Linked DNA regions of Homo sapiens: regions 2 and 3 are each linked to region 1. A link is a contact called in ENCODE Hi-C or POLR2A ChIA-PET data. All regions are on one chromosome and are shown on one strand. The core of a region is the stretch at or near the end of the contact, and the rest is flanking DNA. Distances in the headings are between cores, read along the strand shown. Region 1 holds the start of ZNF585B (zinc finger protein 585B). Region 2 holds the start of THAP8 (THAP domain containing 8). Region 3 holds the start of CATSPERG (catsper channel auxiliary subunit gamma).

The links. Hi-C counts contacts between places; a loop is a spot of excess contacts on that map. ChIA-PET counts read pairs that join two places held with the same protein, here RNA polymerase II (POLR2A). Pooled maps may share reads with other maps.
Region 2: a map of CD8-positive, alpha-beta T cell shows a loop between it and region 1 (8-fold over the local background). The contact joins the promoter of THAP8 here to the promoter of ZNF585B in region 1. A Hi-C loop is called at or near these places in 3 of 168 maps with a recorded cell type or tissue (CD8-positive, alpha-beta T cell, HepG2 and naive thymus-derived CD4-positive, alpha-beta T cell), 1 of 37 single-sample maps with no recorded cell type and 8 of 50 pooled maps. POLR2A ChIA-PET finds 5 or more read pairs at or near these places in 1 of 52 experiments (activated naive CD8-positive, alpha-beta T cell).
Region 3: a map of B cell shows a loop between it and region 1 (11-fold over the local background). The contact joins the promoter of CATSPERG here to the promoter of ZNF585B in region 1. A Hi-C loop is called at or near these places in 1 of 168 maps with a recorded cell type or tissue (B cell) and 8 of 50 pooled maps. POLR2A ChIA-PET finds 5 or more read pairs at or near these places in 1 of 52 experiments (activated CD4-positive, alpha-beta T cell).

The regions. Positions count from the first base shown.
Region 1 is chr19:37,207,868-37,212,578 of GRCh38, forward strand. It overlaps ZNF585B (zinc finger protein 585B), which reads right to left and starts at 2,669. Exons shown (of 5, transcript NM_152279.4): 1 at 2,574-2,669.
Region 2 is chr19:36,051,909-36,056,619 of GRCh38, forward strand. THAP8 (THAP domain containing 8) reads right to left here and starts at 2,377. Exons shown (of 4, transcript NM_152658.3): 1 at 2,227-2,377. The coding sequence starts at 2,309. WDR62 (WD repeat domain 62) reads left to right here and starts at 2,989. Exons shown (of 32, transcript NM_001083961.2): 1 at 2,989-3,240. The coding sequence starts at 3,064.
Region 3 is chr19:38,333,290-38,338,000 of GRCh38, forward strand. CATSPERG (catsper channel auxiliary subunit gamma) reads left to right here and starts at 2,541. Exons shown (of 29, transcript NM_021185.5): 1 at 2,541-2,586; 2 at 3,932-4,215; 3 at 4,304-4,357. The coding sequence starts at 3,946. RefSeq lists enhancers at 2,280-2,574, 2,379-2,588 and silencers at 2,709-2,788, 3,159-3,328.

The sequences.
Region 1 (4,711 bases), core at 1,419-3,918:
GATATGCGATTGAGTGTGCACACGGCATTCATTGTATACATATCCCCAATTGGTGCATGCAATTGGCCATGCATCTGGAATAAAACAAACTAGATCTCCACCTCACACAATATTTTTTTCTTTTAAGATGGGGTCTCGCTCTGTGGCCAGGCTGGAGTGCAGTGACACAACCTCATCTCACTGCAACCTCCACCTCCAGAGTTCAAGTGATTCTACTGCCTCAGCCTCCCAAGTAGCTGGGACTACAGGCATGCGACACCACGCCCAGCTAATTTTTGTATTTTTAGTAGAGTCAGGGTTTCACCATGTTGGCTGGGATGATCTTGATCTCCTGACCTTGTGATCCGCCTGCCTCGGCCTCCCAAAGTGCTGGGATTACAGGCGTGAGCCACCGCGCCCAACCCACCTCACACTATTAAGTAGACAAATTCCAGGAGCACTAAACATTTAAATACATGCATTTTTTAAAACCCCTAAGGATATTAAAATAATTTTCAGACTATATATTTGTATAGCATTGTGGTGGGGTGATAAGGATCTTATTACACATGACAGGAAACCCAGAAGCTATAACAGAAAAAAACAGGTATTTCTGATTATGTTTCCTAATTATATGTTTAAATAAACCATAAAATTCGACATAAAGATATATAAGAAATTTTTTCAATATGTGATGATAGCTTGCTTGTAATGTTAACTCTAAGCAATCACTAAGCAAAAAAGGCCAAAAAAAAAAATAAAAGAAACTGGAAAAGGTATGAAAATTCAGAGAAAAGGAAGCAAATGGCAATTAACAAAAAGATACCAACTTAACTAAAAGAAAAACGCGTCAGAACAATTAGAGAGAAATTTTCCTTAGAATCATAAAAGCTTTAAAAAAGTAACAGACCAAGCACAATGGATCACTTGAGGCCAGGAGTTCGAGACCAGCCTGGCCAACATGGCGAAACGCTGTCTCTACTAAAAATACAAAAATTAGCCAGGCGTGGTGGCGGGCACTTGAAATCCCAGCTACTCAAGAGGCTAAGACAGGAGAATAGCTTGAACCAGGGAAGCAGAGGTTGCAATGAGCGGAGATCACGGCATTGCACTCCAGCCTGGGCGACAGAGCAAGACTCTGTCTCAAAAAAAAAAGTGACAACATCCACTGTTGGAAAGCATTTAGGCAAATTGCTTTTATAAATTATTGGTTGAAGCTTGAATTGCTATAATGTCTTTTGAGCTATTTAGTCATATCTATTTTTTTATTTTTTTGAGATGGAGTTTCACTCTTGTCGCCCCGGCTGGAGTGCAATGGCATGATCTTGGCTCACTGCGACCTCCGCCTCCCAGGTTCAAGTGATTCTTCTGCCTCAGCCTCCCGAGTAGTTGGGATTACAGGCACCCACCACCACACCCAGCTAATTTTTGTATTTTTGGTTAGAGGTGTTTTTCCATGTTGGCCAGGCTGGTCTCGAACTCCTGACCTCAGGTGATCTGCCCACCTTGGCCACCCAAAGTGCTGGGATTACAGGCGTGAGCCACCAGGCCCGGTCAGTCATATCTAGCAATACACTCAACTGATCCCAATAATATAGTTTTAAATATATAAAGCAGAAACAGAAGAAAGGACAGGTGGACAAATAACTTTTCCAATGTGAGTAGTTTACCTTCCTCAACAAAATAATCTGTGAGGAGATACATAATATATATAACATATGATTAATATCCATAACAATACAAATTAGAGAACATATTACACTCTTTTCATGTAATAGATGTGACATTTATGAAAAATGAGGAAGAACTAGGCCATAAAGCAATTGTTCAACTGAAGCATCACCTACAGACACTAATTGAAACATAAAGTGCACTTCTTTTTTTTTTTTTTTTTTTTGGTGCTCTGTGGCCCAGGCTGGAGTGCAGTGGCAAGATCTGGGCTCACCGCAAGCTCCGCCTCCCGGGTTCACGCCATTCTCCTGCCTCAGCCTCCAGAGTAGCTGGGACTACAGGCGCCCGCCACCACGCCCGGCTAATTTTTTGTATTTTTAGTAGAGACGGGGTTTCACCGTGTTAGCAAGGATGGTCTCGATCTCCTGACCTCATGATCCGCCCGCCTGGGTCTCCCAAAGTGCTGGGATTACAGGTTTGAGCCACCGCGCCCGGCCATAAAGTGCACTTCTAAACAGCTCATGGGTCAAAGAAAAACAATTACTGAAAAAAATTTTTAAACACTTAGATTTGAACAATACGAAACTGCTACACATCAAAACTTGTTAATCTTTATATTACAGGCTGAAATGGAAAGAACTGAACTTTCAACTCAGGTCAGAAAGCAAGCTGATCACAGTCCTCACCGACCACCATAGCTGACCCTACAGGCCCTCAGTCACTGACCACAGACTCCCGTCACTGACCCCCAAACCCCAATCACTCATCCCAAAGAGCCCCATCAATGACCCGAGAAATCCCTGTCACAGACAACCATCAACGGACGTCACAGACCCCCATCACCATGCCCCGAAACCACCATCACTAATTCCACAGACAACTCCTCTATTACTGACTTCACAGAATCCCTAATTGCAACCAACCAAAATCGTCACAGAGACCTCTCGGCATTAAAACGTGAAAATAGTCCTGACGCCAGCGGCGAAATAGCCTTCGGGGACCACTTCCACTTCCGGTCCGACTTCTAGCACCTCCCCTTATGGACTGTTGATATTGCGCATGCTCTAAATTAACTTGGAAGCCAATTTCAGCCCACAGTCAACAGGGAGCACACACATATTTAGAGACATCGTGCAGTTTCCGTAATCGGCGCTCACGGGCAGAGAATATAACCGCGCCCTTATGGTGTTTATTTGTGTGGGTCGCCATCTTTGATGCGTATCGATTCCGTACAGTGGAGGAGTCCGCCTCCTGGAGTGTTGACTAGAGTAAGGCAAGGATTTTCACATAGAATGCAAGACTGTAACCAGTGTGACCACGCTTGTACCCAAGAAGAAGTTCCTGAAGATAGGATCTGGAGCTTTATGTTTTTTTTTGTTTGTTTGTTTGTTTTGAGACAGAGTCTTGTTCTGTCGCCCAGGCTGGAGTGCAGTGGCGCCATCTCGGCTCACTGCAACCTCTGCCTCCCAGGTTCAAGCGATTCTCCTGCCTCTGCCTCCCGAGTAGCTGGGATTACAGGCAAGCGCCACCACACCCAGCTAATTTTTTTGTATTTTTAGTAGAGACGCAGTTTCACGTCTCTACTGGTCACGCTGGTCTCGAACTCCTGACCTCAAATGATCCACCCACCACGGCCTCCCAAAATGCTGGGGTTATAGGCGTGAGCCACCGCCTCCGGCTGTTATATTTACAATACCTAAGTTACCCCTTGGTTACGGCACACTGCAGAAAACAACGATTTACTAGGAGAAACCATGGGGGAACTAGGAAGCCAGGGATCCTGAGAGAAATAAGGGAGATAAGAGGAGGCATCAGGATGGTACAATCTATTTTTTGGAGACACCACTCAGGAGAAGGGTGGACTGGGATCTGAGTTCACTCCTGGGTGAAACCACTAGGCAAGACGGAGTTATGTCACAGTAGGTAGTATCCTGCAGGAAGGGAGGTACAATTTTTAGTAGTTGAAAACACATTAGGAAATAGGGTAGAAGTTGGGTTAGTACAATCCTCTTCTAGGAGATACCATGGAAGAGGGGTTAGAAGTCTAAGCATCCCCTTTGAAACGGCTGGTAGAAGGCTTTGGGAGGTATAGATATTTTAATCCCCTTAATCTCCATCAGCATCCACCCTAGCTAACTCAAGCACAACTATAGTAAGCAGCAACAATAAAAATAATAATAGTCTTGGCTGGTCGTGGTGGTTCATGCCTGTAATCCCAGCACTTTGGGAGGCCGAGGCGGGCACATCACCTTAGGTGGGGAGTTCGAGACCAGCCTGACCAACATGGTGAAACCCCGTCTCTACTAAAAATACAAAATTAGCTGGGCATGGTGGTGTGTGCCTATAATCCCAGCTACTTGGGGGGCTGAGGCAGGAGAATCGCTTGAACCCAGAAGGCGGAGGTTGCAGTGAGCCGAGATCATGCCATTGCACTCTAGCCTGGGCAACAAGAGCAAAACTCCATCTCAAAACAACAACAACAACAACAACAGCACAATAATAATAATAACAGTCTTTAATATGGCCAACGTGTGACTAAAAACACCTGAAGAAAATCTTGCTTTTTTTTTTTTTTTTTTTTTGAGACAGAGTCTCACTCTGTCACCCAGGCTGGAGTGTAATGGCACAATCATGGCTCACTGCAACCTTGACTGCCCAGGCTCAAAAGCAATCCCAGCTGGGCGCAGTGGCTCATGCCTGTAATCCCAACGCATTGGGAGGCCGAGGCAGGTGGATCATGAGGTCAAGAGATCGAGACCATCCTAGCCAACATGGTGAAACCCTGCCTCTACTAAAAATACAAAAATTAGCTGGGTGTGGTGGCGTGCGCCTGTAGTACCAGCTACTTGGGAGGCTGAGGCAGTAGAATCACTTGAACCCAGGAGGTGGAGGTTGCAGGGAGCTGAGATGGAGCCACTGCACTCCAGCCTGGTGACAGAGTGAGACTCCAAAGAACTGGGATTACAGGCGTGAGCCTCCGAGCCCGGCCAGGGAGTTTTGTTTTTTTTTTTTTTTGATTGCAAAGAGATGTTGAATTTTGTCAAATGCTTTTTCTGTTTCT
Region 2 (4,711 bases), core at 1,127-3,626, 1.2 Mb before region 1:
CATTACCACCTGAGTTCCGCCTCCTGTCAGAGCAGCAGCAGCATTAGATTCTCACAAGAGTGTGAATCCTATTCTGAACTGTGCATGTGAGAGATCTAGGTTGCCCTCCATTTTTTTTTTGTTTGTTTGTTTTTTGGGTTTTTTGGTTTTTTTTTTAGATGAAGTCTCACTCTGTCGCCAGGCTGGAGTGCAGTGGCGCAATCTCGGCTCACTGCAACCTCTGCCTCCTGGGTTCAAGTGATCCTCCTGCCTCAGCCTCCCAAGTAGCTGGGATTACAGGCATGTGCCACCACACCTAGCTAATTTTTGTATTTTTAGTAGAGACAAGGTTTCGCCATGTTGGCCAGGATGGTCTCGATCTCCTGACCTCGTGATCTGCCCGCCTTGGCCTCCCAAAGTGCTGGGATTACAGGCATGAGCCACTGTGCCTGGCCAGTTGCCCGCTTTTTATGAGAATCTAATGCCTGATGATCTGAAGCGTTTCATCCCAAAACCATTCCCCCAACCCTATCCCATCCGTGGAAAAACTGTCTTCCACAAAACCAGTCCCTGGTGCCATAAGGGTTGGGGACCACTGCCATAGGCCCTATGGGCCTTTGTTTTGTGAGGGAGTCTCAACAAACAGAGTTATTTTTTAGGTGAAATGTAAACTAAGCAGTGTTCAGATTGCCTCAAAGCAAATCAGAACTGTGTGTAAAGGGATCAATATCAGGTCCGGATGGTGAAGTGGGCCCAGGGTTTGTCTTCTCAGATGCAATAAAGTTTACATAGATGTAGAATATTGTGTCCTTATCTGAAGCTCCAAACCTGGATTGTAAATAGGGACTGCTTTTCTGTGTCAAAGTGACTTAGCTCCTCCAAGCAAAAGTGAGATGTTTCATTCTTACTTGATGTGATTTCAAACAGCAAAGTTTGTGATCATCTCTGACTTTAGACAACCAAAGTTTCCTACTAAGAAAGCAGTAGACACTCAAAGGATGGGAATTCTGCCACTTTACATCTGCAGTATGTCCAAGAGAAATATTTTTTCCTGGCTGGGTGCAGTGGCTCACGCCTGTAATCCAAGCACTTTGGGAGGCCGAGGCAGGAGGACTGCTTGTGCCCAGGAGTTTGAGACTAGACTGGACAACATAGGGTGATCCCATCTCTCTCTTTAAAAACAAAATTTTTTTTTTTGAGACGGAGTCTCACTCTTGTTGCCCACGCTGGATTGCAGTGGCCTCATCTTGGCTCACTGCAACCTCTGCCTTCTGGATTCATGCGATTCTCCTGCCTCAGCCCACGGAGTAGCTGGAATTACACGCATGAGCCACCACGCCCATCTAATTTTTGTATTTTTAGTAGACACGGGGTTTCACCATGTTGGCCAGGCTGGTCTCGAACTCCTGACCTCAGGTGATCTGCCCGCCTCGGCCTCCCAAAGTGCTGGGATTACAGGCGTGAGCCACCAAGCCTGGCAAAAAAAAAAAAAAAAAAAAAAAAAAAAAAAAATTTAAATTATCCAGGCATGGTGGCGCGTGCCTCTGGTCCCAGCTACTTGGTAGGGTGAGGTGGGAGGATCACTTGAGCCCGGGAGGTCGAGGTTGCAGTGAGCTGTGATCGTTCCACTGCATTCCAGCCTGGGCGACAAAGCGATCTTGTCTCAAAAAAAAAAAAAAAAAAAAGCAAAGAAATGTTTTTTCCTAGTAATTCTTCCACCAACTGGCTTATGTCAGCCAGATAAATAAGGAGACAGATCTTTTACAGTCGAAGCTAATTCTGACTTTCCCAAGTATGACGAAAGAGGTAAGGATGACATTTTTTAAACCTAAGCAACAAGAAGAATGAAGCACGCTACTAAGATAAGACAGACTGGAAGGTTTTGGGGAGACACGATCGCAAGCTCAGTTTCGGATGCTCTGAGTTTCAGATGGCTCAAATGCGTGGGGAGGGCAAGTGGGCATCTGCAGGCTCTCTAACAGCCTGCACCGACTTCACTTCTTACATCCCTTTCACTCTTCGGCTCGCTTCGCTCGCTATCTGTAGTCAATCGTCTACTCCTGTTTCCCACGCCTGCACCTTTGTATGTGCAATGGACACTGCCAGGAAGGCCATCTCCTCATGGTTTAACCCCACTTCCTAACACCCTCAAGCAAGACCAGAAGCCCCGCACAGCAGCACTAATGCTCGGGCCCCACCCCTCTCAGGGTCCCGCCTCCCTCAAGCCCCGCCCCGCGCTGCGCTCACTTGTAGAAGCTCACAGGGCGGTTGTCTGCACCCAGGCGGCCCGCAGTGTTGGAGCAGTTCGGCGCCCTGCAGTACTTGGGCATGGCTATCCAGCCCCCGCTGAGTTTTGCCGGGTCAGCGGCTGCACTTTGGTTCTCGCGGAGCGCCGCCTAACCCCGCCCCACCCGCGCTCGCCGCCTGCCTCACGTGACGTCCGTGGAGTCTCGTCACGTACCGGGGAGAGAGCTGAGAGCGCCTGCCTACTAGGCGCCCCTCCACAGTGCCACAGTCCCGCCCTCGTCACGTGACGAATGGGCCATAGCGAGTACTGTGCACCTGCGCAAAGCCGGCCCTTCGTCACCCCGACTTTCATCACGTGTTGGGGGGAAGGGCGGCGTCACGGCGTTTCTGAGCCTGCGCCAACCAAATCAACTGGCTAGTCAATCTCTTACGGCTCCACCCTACGCCTACATCCGGGCAACCGTTGGGGCGCACATAGTTCCTCTAGGTGGCGGCAAAAACCGAGGTGAGGCGGCCGTGGCCTTAGCCTCGTAAAAATTAAAACCTGTATGTTTCAGCGAATAATGAAAACGCAGTCTGGATGAAAGACCCCATGACGCTTAATCAGGCATCCAGTACACTGGCTGTGGCCCCGCCCCGCCAGGCACTCGCTCCGCCTCTTCGCCCCCATTGGTTCTAAGCGCCGCCCGGCATCCCTGCGATTGGCTAGGCCGGGCCCGTCGCGTCCAATAGGCGGTGGCGCCGGCTTTCCCGCGGCTGTTCGCTGTTCCAGTGGGTCGTGGCGGTGGCGGCAGCGGCGGTTAGGGGATGTAACGGTCGCCCGCCTCCGGCGTGACGATGGCGGCCGTAGGGTCCGGAGGCTATGCGCGGAACGATGCAGGGGAGAAGCTGCCCTCTGTCATGGCGGGAGTTCCGGCGCGGAGGGGCCAGTCCTCCCCGCCCCCCGCCCCACCAATCTGCCTACGGCGGCGGACGCGACTCTCGACGGCCTCCGAGGAGACGGTGCAGAACCGGGTGAGAAGCTGCTCGCCATGTCTACCCCAGTTCCAGGCTTCCTAGGTTTCCCCTAGTCCCGTCCTGAGAACTGTGGCCCCGACATCAGCCCCCGGCCAGTCCCCTCAGGTTGTTCCCTGCCATGCCTCGTCCCCTAACCCCCGCCCCTTTAGCCACGGCCCCTCCCACTTTCTCCTCGCTGCTTTCCCGGCTCCACCCTCAGCGTTGGAGCAATTCGGGGGTTCCTCGCTGGTTCCCACCCGTGGAAATGCATTTTGCTTCTGTAAATCACAGCCTAGTCCTGCTATATTTTAACCCCCGTTCTATCGCCTTTAGACGTCACGATCATAGCTCACTGCAGCCTCACTGCCCTGGCCCCCGCTGAGTCATTAAGGTCCCTTCGAGGGTTCGGTCCAGAGTGTTACCTGCCCCAACTCTTCCTCGCTTCTACCCCGCCTTCTCTCACCTTCTGCGATCTCTATCCTTTTTCCTCACCAAGGTGGGATTCTTAATCCATATTGTCACTCAAAACTATGAGAAAGACGTGAGAAGTTATTTATAAAATCTCTGCAGTGCTGCCTGGGGAGGAGGGCGTACAGAACAGTTCCCTAAATCCTGAGACAGAAAAATGGAAAGAAATGATTTCACAGTAGGTAGAAGGAATTCCATTAGCACAGCGGCAATTAAAAAAATTGTTTTCCAGCTGTGTAGGCACAAAATCTGTTTTTATAAAATGGAGATGATAAGAACCATACTACTGGTAGGGCGCGGTAGCTCACGTCTGTAATCCCAGCACTTTGGGAGGCCAAGGTGGGCTGTTCACCTGAGATCAGTTCAAGACCAGCCTGGCCAACATGGTGAAACCCGTCTCTACAAAAAGTAGAAAAATTAGCCCGGCATGCTAGCGCGCGCCTGTAATCCCAGCTACTCAGGAGGCTGAGGCGGGAGAAATCGCTTGAACCTGGGAGGCGGAGGTTGCAGTGAGCTGAGGTCATGCCACTGCACTCCAGCCTGGGCGACAGAGTGAGACTCTGTCTCAAAATAAATAAATAAATAAATTATACTATTGCATTGGAGGGAAATGAAATTTTAATTGTGATCTTCTTGGCACGGAGTCCAGATAAAGGGAGGATACCTGGTAGCTGCTGGTGGAGCTTGTTCCTGCCCCATGACTTTCTCCTGCACTGTGATTATACCGCCCACTCCTGGCTACAGGGCTCTGGCTGTACCTCCCATGTGCTCTCTGTCACCAAGGTTCAGTCACACTGGCCTGCTTTTGGTTTTCCTGAGGCTCCATATTCTTTTCTGCCTCCTGGCCTTTGTGATTGGTGAGTCCTCAGCCTGGGCTTTTTGCTGCAATCTGCCTGTCTGGCTCCTTCCCATCCTTCAAGTCTCAGCCTGAATGTCGCTATCTTGAAAGGCCTTCTCGAACCCCATTCTAAAGCAAACAGCCACCTTCATCTGTCACCCAGCACCCTATACTTCATAGCCT
Region 3 (4,711 bases), core at 1,291-3,790, 1.1 Mb after region 1:
AAAAAAAAAAAAAAAGGGAAAAAAAGAAGATGAAAAAGAAACCCCCATCTCTAAAAAAAAAAAAGTAAAAATAAAACAAATTAACTGGATATGATGACTCGCATCTGCAGTTCCAGCTACTTGGGAGGCTGACATGGGAAGATCACTTGAGCCTGGGAGTTCGAGGCTGCAGCGAGCAATGATTGCGCCACTCCACTCCAGCCTGGGTGAGAGAGTGAGACCCCGTTTCTAAAAAAACAAAATAAAAAAAAAAGGGCTCTGGTACATGGCTACTGAGTTTCTTCCCCTAGAAGATGTCACCGTTCCCTAGCCTGCGGGGGTGGGCTGGGGTGGGAAGGATAGACCACCATCATCGGTTCATTTACATAAAACAACTATTATATGCGGTGCCTGGCAGGGCTGGGGGACAACAGAGGCAGAGAAAGCCATACACCCTGCCCTCACGGAGCTTGTGATCCAGTGGAAAAGAAACACCCATTTCCAGTCATGAGTGGCCTAGAGGGGCCAAGAGGTAGGATGAGGGCTGGTCATGTATCACAGAGAAGACCTAAAGGAAGGAAAGTGGTGGGCCCTGTTAAAAAGCATGGAATGGTATTCCAGAGGGCATTACTGAGTCTGCACAGGTCTGGAGCATGCATGGCTCACACCTGACCAAGGATATTCAAGTCGCTCCATGTGACCAGACTGTGGACCACAGAGGTCTAAGGGGGAGAGGGCAGATGAGCCAGATAGAATGACAGGGAGGAGAGTATGAGGGGCTCTGGAAACCGAGGGGTTTGGAAGTTTTCCTGAGGGCCTAGAGGGTCATGGAAGGTTCTAGAGCACTGGTTCTCAAGGTGTGGTCTCCAGACCACTAGTATCAGCATCACCTAGGAACTTGCCAGAAATACAAATTATCAGGCCCCACTCCAGATCTACTGAATGAAAAATTCTGGAAGTAGCCAGGTAGTTACTCAGGAGGCTGAGATGGGAGGCTCACATGAGGCCTGAAATTCAAGGCTAACCTGAGATAGGGTGTTGCTCTTTTGCCCAGGCTGAAATGCAGTGGTGTGATCACAGCTCACTGCATTTCCGTGTATTTCAGAGCTCACTGCAGCCTCAAACTCCTGGGCTCAAGTGGTCTTCCTGCCTCAACCTCCCAGGTAGCTGGGGTCACAGGGATGGACCACCACACTGGGCTAATTTAAAAAAATTGTTAGCAACAGGGTCTTACCATATTGCCCAGGCTGGCCTCAAGCGATCCTCCTACCTCAGCCTCCCAAAGTACTGGGATTACAGGTGTGCAGCACCACATCTGGCTTAATTTTTTTTTTTTTTTTTGAGACAGGGTCTCATTCTGTCGCCCAGGCTGGAGTGCAGTGGAGGGATCTCGGCTCACTGCAACCTCCGCCTCCTGGGTTCAAGCAACTCCTGCCTCAGCCTCCCGAGTAGCTGGGATTACAGGTGCCCGCCGCCATGCCCGGCTAATTGTTGTATTTTTTGGTAGAGACAAGGTTTTATCATGTTGGCCAGGCTGGTATCCAACTTCAGACCTCAAGTGATCCGCCTGCCTCAGCTTTCCAAAGTGCTGGGATTATAGGCATGAGCCACTATGCCCAGCCAGAGACTCCATCTTTAAAACAAAAACAAAAACTCAGGGTGTGGTACCCACCAACCTGGCTTACCCAGCCTTTTAGGTGAGTCTAATGCATGCTCAAATTTGAAAACCACTGGGTTAAACGTCTGGTCTGGAGTTCATCAAAAAGTCATGGCCTGAATCCTTACCTGTAAGGCATCAGAATGCAAATGAAAATTAACTTAATGAATATTTTACTTGAGCCGGGCACACTTCCCACAACAGTATAGGATGGCTGTCCTTGTCCTGTTTTGTAGAGGACGGTGCTAAGCAGCCTATTCATTCTCACAAGGTCTCCAGGAAACCACACTTTTTTAAGGAGTAGAATTTTGGGGTAGGGCCGGGCGCAGTGGCTCACGCCTGTAATCCCAGCACTTTGGGAGGCCGAGGCGGGTGGTTCGCCTGAGGTCAGGAGTCGAGACCAGCCTGGCCAACATGATGAAACCCCGTTTCTACTAAAAATACAAAAAATAAATTAGCCAGGCGTGGTGGCGGGAGCCTATAATCCCAGCTACTCGGGAGGCTGAGGCAGGAGAATCGCTTGAATCCGGGGCAGGGGCGCGGAGGTTTCAGTGAGCCGAAATCGCGCCACTTCACACTCCAGCCTGGGAGAAAGAGCGAAACTCCGTCTCAAAAAAATATATATATATATATATTTGGGTAGGAAGCACAAGTAGGGACCGTGCTTGCTGCCAGAACAACCAATAGAAACTCCTTGAAGGCCTTCCTGGCACAAACGTAGTCTCCAGCACCCTCTGCCGACCAGGCCCCGCGCCCTCAGTGCTGAGACAGCCTCCAGCCCTCGGTGCCTTAGGGGTTGCGCGTCACCTTGGAGACCGCGTGAGAGGAGGGCGTGCCTCTGCAAAGGCGGAAGTCGGCTGTGGAAGTGTGGGCGGCCATTTTGAGACCGGGCAAGAGGGGCGGGACTGGTGCGGCCGAGTGACAGTTGACCGGTTTTAACCAAGTGACTGGTACCACGGGGCCGGGGAAAAAGCTGTGCCATCCAGGGGCGGGGGGATGCCGGGGACGGGGAGGAACTAGGAAGGGGAGGGGAAGGGGAAGGCGAGAAGGGGAGAGGCAGGGGAAAGAGGGGAAGAGTCGTGGGAGCTGGGAGAGGAGGGAAAGAGGGGAAGAGTCGTGGGAGCTGGCAGAGGAGGGAAAGGGGGAGCCGAACGTGAAGGGCGAAGGGCGGGGCGGGGCAGGAGAGTCGGGGTATAGAGCAGGCAGGTGTTAATGGCATGGGAAGGAAGAGTAAGAAGTGGGGCAAGAAGGTGTCGCGGTACGAGGGGAAGGTGAGACTCAAGAAGGTGCCGGCTAAGAAGCTGGTGCCGGCGTGGAAGGAGAAGGTGTGGGGCGAGGAAACAACGAAGGGCGAGGAAAGATCCCGAGGCGAAGAGACAGTTTTCATCGAGAAGGGGCAGGGCGAGGAGGAGGGGCGTTACCAGAGGGCGGGACGGGGCGACGGGCCCGCGCGGGAAGAACCAATCGCCGAGAACCCGGGGAAGGAACGGGTCCATAAAGACCAAGTGGAGGAGTAGGGGCGCGGTCAGGAGCGGAAGCAGAGTGAGGAGCAAGCCCCGGGCGAGAAACGGGGGCCCGGCCGGGAGCAAGAGCAGGGGCGGGGCCGGGAGCAAGAGCAGGGGCGGGGCCCGGAGACGGGCGAGACCAGGTACAGTACCCAGCCCCTGGGCAGACCCCGAGCGAGGAGAAAGCGGCGATACCAAGAGAAGTGCGAGGGTGGGGCAAGAGGTTGGGGCACAGCCGGGTGGAAGTACACGGGTGCGATCGCAGGCAGAAGCAGTACGGGGGAACTTAAGAGGGGGACTGTCAAAGCGAGAAATAGAAACCAAGACCAGGTGAAGAGCAAGAGTGGAATACAGGGAGGGGGCGGAATAAGGAGCAAGGTGAGGATAAAGTTAAAGGAAGAGACGTGGAGGCGGCGGGGCGGAACGAGGCGGAGGAGCAGGGGTGTGGCCAGAAACATTAGTAGGGCTGGGGCCCGGAGCAATAGCAGAGGTGCGATACCCACGAGGGTCGGGGGCAGGGCCAGGAGCAAGAGCAGGGGCGGGACCAGGAGCAAGTGCAGAGGCGGAGCCAGGAACAAGAGCAGAGGCGGGGCTAAAAGTCCGTGCGGGGGCAGGGCCAGGAGCAAGAGCAGGGGCGGGACCAAGAGCAAGTGCAGGGGCGGGGCCAGGAGCAAGAGCCGGGGCGTGGCCAGGAGCAAGTGCTGTGAGAGGCGCAGAAGCGAGGTGGAATCTTAAAAGTGGGCTCCAGAGAGCTGTCCGGCGCGTGGGTGTTGACTCCTGCGTTCTCCAGGTTCTAGCCACGTTATGTGCGGCCCAGCCATGTTCCCTGCCGGTCCTCCGTGGCCCAGAGTCCGAGTCGTGCAGGTGCTGTGGGCCCTGCTGGCAGTGCTCCTGGCGTCGTGGAGGCTGTGGGCGATCAAGGATTTCCAGGAATGCACCTGGCAGGTTGTCCTGAACGAGTTTAAGAGGGTAGGCGAGAGTGGTGTGAGCGACAGCTTCTTTGAGCAAGAGCCCGTGGACACAGTGAGCAGCTTGTTTCACATGCTGGTGGACTCACCCATCGACCCGAGCGAGGTGAGGGGACCAGGGTCAAGTGAACCAGAGGGATTTTGAACCCGCACTCCACTCATTTCTGGACGTGTGGCCTAACCTCTCTTTGCAGAAATACCTGGGCTTCCCTTACTACCTGAAGATCAACTACTCCTGCGAGGAAAAGGTGAGTGGGTGCAGCACGGATAGGCTCATTCTATGAGCCTTGGTTTTCCCACCTCTAACATTTTTATTTATTTATTTATTTTATTTTTTTGAGACGGAGTCTTGCGCTGTTGCCCAGACTGGAGTGCAGTGGCGCGATCTCGGCTCACTGCAACCTCCGCCTCCCGTGTTCAAGCGATGCTCCTGCCTCGGCCTCCCAAGTAGCTGGAACTACAGGCATGTGACACCACGCCCGGCTAATTTTTGTATTTGGTAGAGACAGGGTTTCACCACGTTGCCCAGGCTGGTCTCAAACTCCTGACCTCATGTGATCCACCTGCCTCAGACTCCCAAAGTGCTGGGATTACAGGTGTGA